Regions from separate parts of the Homo sapiens genome. Here region 1 is linked to region 2. Evidence: read pairs that join two places in POLR2A ChIA-PET (ENCODE). Cell type or tissue: GM12878. All regions are shown on one strand. Links, peaks and the distances in the headings refer to the core of each region. The heading gives the core; the rest is flanking DNA.

What was found. ChIA-PET counts read pairs that join two places held together with the same protein. Peaks named below come from ENCODE experiments on the same cell type or tissue, not always from the same donor. Only the 100,000 strongest peaks of a DNase experiment are listed, where the experiment ranks them.
Region 1: POLR2A ChIA-PET joins it to region 2 with 7 read pairs; 6 of 35 experiments call an interaction of 5 or more read pairs at or near these places.

The regions. Positions count from the first base shown.
Region 1 is chr1:27,498,543-27,501,449 of GRCh38, reverse strand. No RefSeq gene overlaps it. Among named protein-coding and RNA genes, the nearest start is that of WASF2, 9.8 kb to the right of the region's middle. In GM12878, for the core only: no CTCF peak of the experiment used is centred there; a DNase peak (open chromatin) is centred at 1,331.
Region 2 is chr1:27,335,548-27,338,454 of GRCh38, reverse strand. TMEM222 (transmembrane protein 222) reads right to left here. Exons shown (of 6, transcript NM_032125.3): 6 at 2,055-2,907. Among named protein-coding and RNA genes, the nearest start is that of SYTL1, 5.0 kb to the left of the region's middle. In GM12878, for the core only: no CTCF peak of the experiment used is centred there; no DNase peak of the experiment used is centred there.

The DNA of each region.
Region 1 (2,907 bases), core at 302-2,801, 160 kb before region 2:
GAGTGAGAACATGCGGTGTTTGGTTTTCTGTTCTTGTGTTAATTTGCTGAGGATGATGGCTTCCAGCTTCATCCATGTCCCTGCAAAGGACATGATCTCATTCCTTTTTATGGCTGCATAGTATTCCATGGTGTATATGTACCACATTTTCTTTATCCAGTCTATCATTGATGGGCATTTGAGTTGGTTCCATGTCTTTGCTATTGTAAATAGTGCTGCAATAAACATACATGTGCATGTGTCTTTATAGTAGGATGATTTATTTTATTTTATTTTATTTTTTGAGACGGAGTCTTGCTCTGTCACCCAGGCTGAAGTGTAGTGGCACGATCTCGGCTCACTGCAAGCTCCACCTCCTGGGTTCACGCCATTCTCCTGCCTCAGCCTCCGGAATAGCTGGGACTACAGGCGCCCGCTACCATGCCCAGCCAATTTTTTGTATTTTTAGTAGAGACAGGGTTTCACTGCGTTAGCCAGGATGGTCTCGATCTCCTGACCTCGTGATCCGCCTACCTCGGCCTGCCACAGTGCTGGGATTACAGGCGTGAGCCACCGCGCCCGGCCAGTAGAATGATTTATATTCCTTTGGGTATATACCCAGTAATGGGATTGCTGGGTCAAATGGTATTGCTGGTTCTAGACCCTTGAGGAATTGCCACAATATCTTCCACAATGGTTGAACTAATTAACATTCTCACCAACAATGTAAAAGCGTTCCTATTTCACCACAGCCTCACCAGCATCTATTGTTTCCTGACTTTTTAATAACTGCCATTCTGGCCAGGCGCAGTGGCTCATGCTTGTAATCCCAACACTGTGGGAGGCCAAGATGGGTGGATCATGAGGTCAGGAGATCGAGACCATCCTGGCTAACACAGTGAAACCCAGTCTCTACTAAAAATACAAAAAAAAAAAAAAAAATTAGCCAGGTGTGGTGGCAGGCGCTTGTAGTCCCAGCTACTCGGGAGGCTGAGGCAGAAGAATGGCGTGAACCTGGGAGGCGGAGCTTGCAATGAGCCGAGATCGCACCACTGCACTCCAGCCTGAGTGACAGAGCGAGACTCTGTCAAAAAAAAAAAAAAAAAAAGTTAGCTGGGTGTGGTGGCACCCGCCTGTAGTCCCAGTTACTGGGGAGCCTGAGGCAGAAGAATCTCTTGAACCTGGGAGACGGAGGTTGCAGTGAGCTGAGATCACGCCACTGCACTCCAACCTGGTGACACAGCAAGACTCCGTCTCAAAAATAAATAAATAAATAAAAATAACTGCCATTCTGACTGGCGTGAGATGGTATCTCTTTGTGGTTTTGATTTGCATTTCTCTGATGGCCAGTGATGTTGAGCTTTTTTTCCTGCGTTTGTTGGCCATGTAAATATCTTCTTTTGAGAAGTGTTCATATCCTTAACTCACTTTTTGATGGGGTTGTTTTTTTCTTATAAATATGTTTAAGTTCCTTGTAGATTCCGGATATTAGACCTTTGTCAGATCAGTAGACTGAAAAAATTTTCTCCCATTCTGTAGGTTGCCTGTTCATTCTGATGATAGTTTCTTTTTTCTCTCTCTCTTTTTTTTTTTTTTTTTTTTTTTTTTAAGACGGAGTCTCCCTCTGTCTCCCAGCCTGGTGTGTGCAGTGGTGTGATCTCGGCTCACTGCAAGCTCCGCCTCCCGGGTTCACGCCATTCTCCTGCCTCAGCCTCCCGAGTAGTTGGGACTACAGGCACCCGCCACCACGCCCAGCTAATTTTTTTGTATTTTTAGTAGAGATGGGGTTTCACTGTGTTAGCCAGGATGGTCTCAATCTCCTGACCTCGTGATCTGCCCGTCTCAGCCTCCCAAAGTGCTGAGATTACAGGCGTGAGCCGCTGTGCCCGGCCGATAATAGTTTCTTCTGCTGTGCAGAAGCTCTTTAGTTTAATTAGATCCCACTTGTCAATTTTGGCTTTTGTTGCAATTGCTTTTGGTGTTTTTGCCCATGCCTATGTCCTGAATGGTGTTGCCTAGGTTTTCTTCTAGGGTTTTTATTCCTCAGGCTTTTTTTATTCAGTCCACTTTGCAGGGTAGATCATATTCTGTTCCTACTTCCTAATTCTGCCTGAGGAACTCCTACTCACCCTTCAAAACCCCTTCCAAATGGCCCTTCCTCTGTAAGCCTGTCCCAATCTCCCAGTTAAGTTCTCTACTTCTATAAGCTCATAGCTCCTACTGCAATCAGTGTCTTCCGCTTTTATTGTAATTTTTATGTATATCTTCTCCCTCATCAGATTGGGAGCCACTCAAGGGCAGAGTCTGAGTGGACTGATCCCTCCGTCCCCAGTGCCCTGCACAAGCCTGGCCAGGGCAGGCAGCAATGTATCCTTATTAAATGAATAGACTGGAAGATGTCATGAAGGGGGTAAAACTGAGGCAGGATTTTGGGCTGGGTGCCGTGGCTCATACCTGTAATCCCAGCACTTTGGGAGGCCAAGGTGGGCAGATTGCTTGTGCTCAGGAGTTCAATACAAGCCTGGGAGGCTGGGCCGGGTGGCTCATGCTTGTAATCCTAGCACTTTGGGAGGCCAAGGCAGGAGGATTGCTTGAGGCCAAAAGTTAAAGACCAACCTGGCCAACATAGCAAGACCCCCAGCCCCACCCCCATCTCTATTTAAAAAAAGAAGAAGAAGAAGACCAGCCTGGGCAACATGGCAAAACCCCGTCTCTACAAAAAATAAATAAATAAATAAAAATTTGCCGAGCATGGTGGCACGCACCTGTAGTCCCAGCTACTTGGAGGCTGAGGTGGGAAAATCACTTGAGTCCAGGAGGTAGAGGCTGCAGTGAGCTGAGATAGCACCACTGCACTCCAGTCTGGCGACAGAGTGAGACCTTGTCTCAAAAAAATAAAAAACAAAAATAAATAAATAATTCAGGCCG
Region 2 (2,907 bases), core at 313-2,812:
AGGCAGGCGGATCATGAGGTCAGGAGTTTGAGACCAGCCTGGCCAACATGACGAAACCTTGTCTCTACTGAAAATACAAAAATTAGCCGGGCATGGTGGCAGGCGCCTGTAATCCCAGCTACTCGGGAGGCTGAGGCAGGAGAATCGCTTGAATCCGGGAGGCGGAGGTTGCAGTGAGCTGAGATCATGCCATTGCATTCCAGCCTGGGTGACAAGAGCAAGACTCCATCTCAAAAAAAAAAAAAAAAACAAAACAAAAAAAAAGAGAGAGAGAGAGGGAGAGACGGGGTCTTGCTCTGTCACCCTTGACCTCCTGAGCTCAAGCTATCCTCCCATTTCAGTCTCTTGAGTAGTAGCTGGGGCTGCAGGTACGCACCATCATGCCCAGCTAATTTTATTTTTTAATTTTTTGTAGAGATGGGGTCTCACTTTGTTGCCGAGGCTGGTCTCAAACTCTTGGGCTCCCTCCCTCCTCCAGCCTTGGCCTCCCAAAGTGCTGGACACTGTGGCTGACCCTGTTGGTGACTTCTATGGCACAATTTTATGTCCTGTTTCCCCCAGGCAAATTTTAAATTCTGCTAGGCTAACGCAGGCCTTAAGCCTTTTTTCTATCTATTCTACTGTGGCTGTCTTTGGTTTATTTTTTAATTTTTATTTTTGAGACGGAGGCTTGCTCTGTCACCCAGGCTGGAGTGCAGTGGCGCGATCTCGGCTCACTGCAAGCTCCGCCTCCCGGGTTCATGCCACTCTCCTGCCTCAGCCTCCCAAGTAGCTGGGACTACAGGTGCACGCCACCATGCCCGGCTAAGTGCTTGTATTTTTATTAGAGACGGGGTTTCACCGTGTTAGCCAGGATGGTCTCGCTCTCCTGACCTCGTGATCCGCCTGCCTCAGCCTCCCAAAGTGCTGGGATTACAGGCGTGAGCCACCGCAACCGGCCTGTCTTCAGTATTGAATTTGTCCCCCCTCAACCAACTCTCGGATGGACCCAATATGCAAAACAGGTTTTTGAAAATGGAATTGCTGGGGCCAGGCGTAATGGCTTATGCCTGTAATCCCAGCACTTTGGGAGGCTGAGGCGGGTGGGTCACCTGAGGAGTTCGAGATCAGCCTGGCCAACATGGTAAAACCCCGTCTCTCCTAAAAATACAAATATTAGCCCAGCGTGGTGGCGGGCACCTGTAATCCCAGCTATTTGGGAGGCCGAGGCACGAGAATTACTTGAACTCAGGAGGCAGGCGTTATAGTGAGCTGAGATCGTGCCATTGCACTCCAGCTTGGGCAACGGAGTGATTCTGTCTCCAAAAAATAAATAAATAAGAAAGAAAGAAAAAAAAGAAAAGTAAATGGAACTGCTCTGAAGTGGGGAGAGGTCACCTCTGCCTTGCCCTGGAGAAGTCCCAGGCTTGCAGACCACAGCACTGCAGGGTCTGGGGTGAGCTGGCAGATGCCTGACCAGGGACCCCATGGCCAGCTGCTAGAGCATGTCCTCAAGGCCACGTTCAAGACCAAATCCTTGGCTAGTTCAACTGAAGTGATGCATGGACAGGGTTGGGAAAGGCTTCAGGGAGGAAGCGGCTTTTAAGCTGGGCCTTGGTTAGGCAGGGCCGCCATGAGAGGGATGGTGGAGAGCAAAGGATCGGAGGCAAGCGAAGGCTGGATGGATACAGTGACCAGAGGCTGGCAGTGCTCTTGGCTCATCCCCAACTCTGTACCCCGGCGGGTGGTGGGGACAGCAGTGGAGGCTCTACTCAGCCCTAACCCCAAGCCTACAAGTCCTTCCCAACAGGGACGATGGAAGGGGTTTCAATGCCCACCTGCCTCAAGAGGAAAGCTTTGGAATGGGGAATGGAGAATGGCAGGGAATCCCCAGACTTCAGGGGCGGGATATACCTGAGGGATGCTGATGGCCCCAGGCACTGGACGCAGACTCAACCATGGTGCTGGCAACTAGACCCTTGTCAAGGGTAATAGGGTCCCAAGAATACCAAGACGCTATGAGCTAAGGGGCAAGGGGGCCCCAGAGAGGGAGAAAACAATGACAGGGCACCAACTGGAGTCAAAACTCTTTATTGTCCTGCCCAGGGAGCCCTTCCCAAAGGAATCCACAGAGCAGGGGGGCGAGGCGGGCGGCACAGGGCCTTGGTGACAACGTGAAGGGGGAGCTGGAGTTAGGTGGGGGACAGCCCCTTCAGCTCCCTGATGGCACTGGCTGTGCTGGCAGGCCACCCAGGGGAGCCATCACCAGCATGAGGTCCACACCTGGGGCTGGGGCTGAGTGCTGTCTACACTGCTCTGTCTACACGGTTACTCTGGCACTTGTCAGGTCCACTCACCTCTCTGGCCTCAAACTGCAGGGGGAGATGGGTCCAATGCTGGGAGGCACTGGGAGGCCGTGGAACAGTGAAGAGCGGACTGCACGGGCTGGAGGATGCCAGATGGGCACACATGTCCCCCAGGGCAGCTGCCGGCAGGAGTCTGACAAAGGGACCCAGCCAGCCCCTCTGGACCATTCTAGAGGCCAGTGGTGAAGGTCCTGAAGCAACTTGGCTTATAGAGACACGTTAAGTGTACCCGGTGCACCCCATGCTGGGACCAGCTCTGGTCCCAGGGCCACCTTGACAGGTGAGCCCAAATGTCCTCCTCTCCCCATACTGGGCACTGGGCTGAGGCAGGACCCCAGCAGGTGGTGGCGGGAGCAGCTCTACAGCGGGAAGCCAAAGCCTTTCAACAGAAGAACAAAGGGGCTTCCAGGGCCGGAGTCACAGGCCTGGGGAGGAGGGGACAGGGTGCTTCTGAGAGGCAGGGAGACAACAAACCCCCACTTCATGCTGGTCCTCAGTCCTTCCATCCTGCCAGCCCCGACCCCCGGTCCACAACAGCAGGCCCAACCCTGCCTTTTGGGGT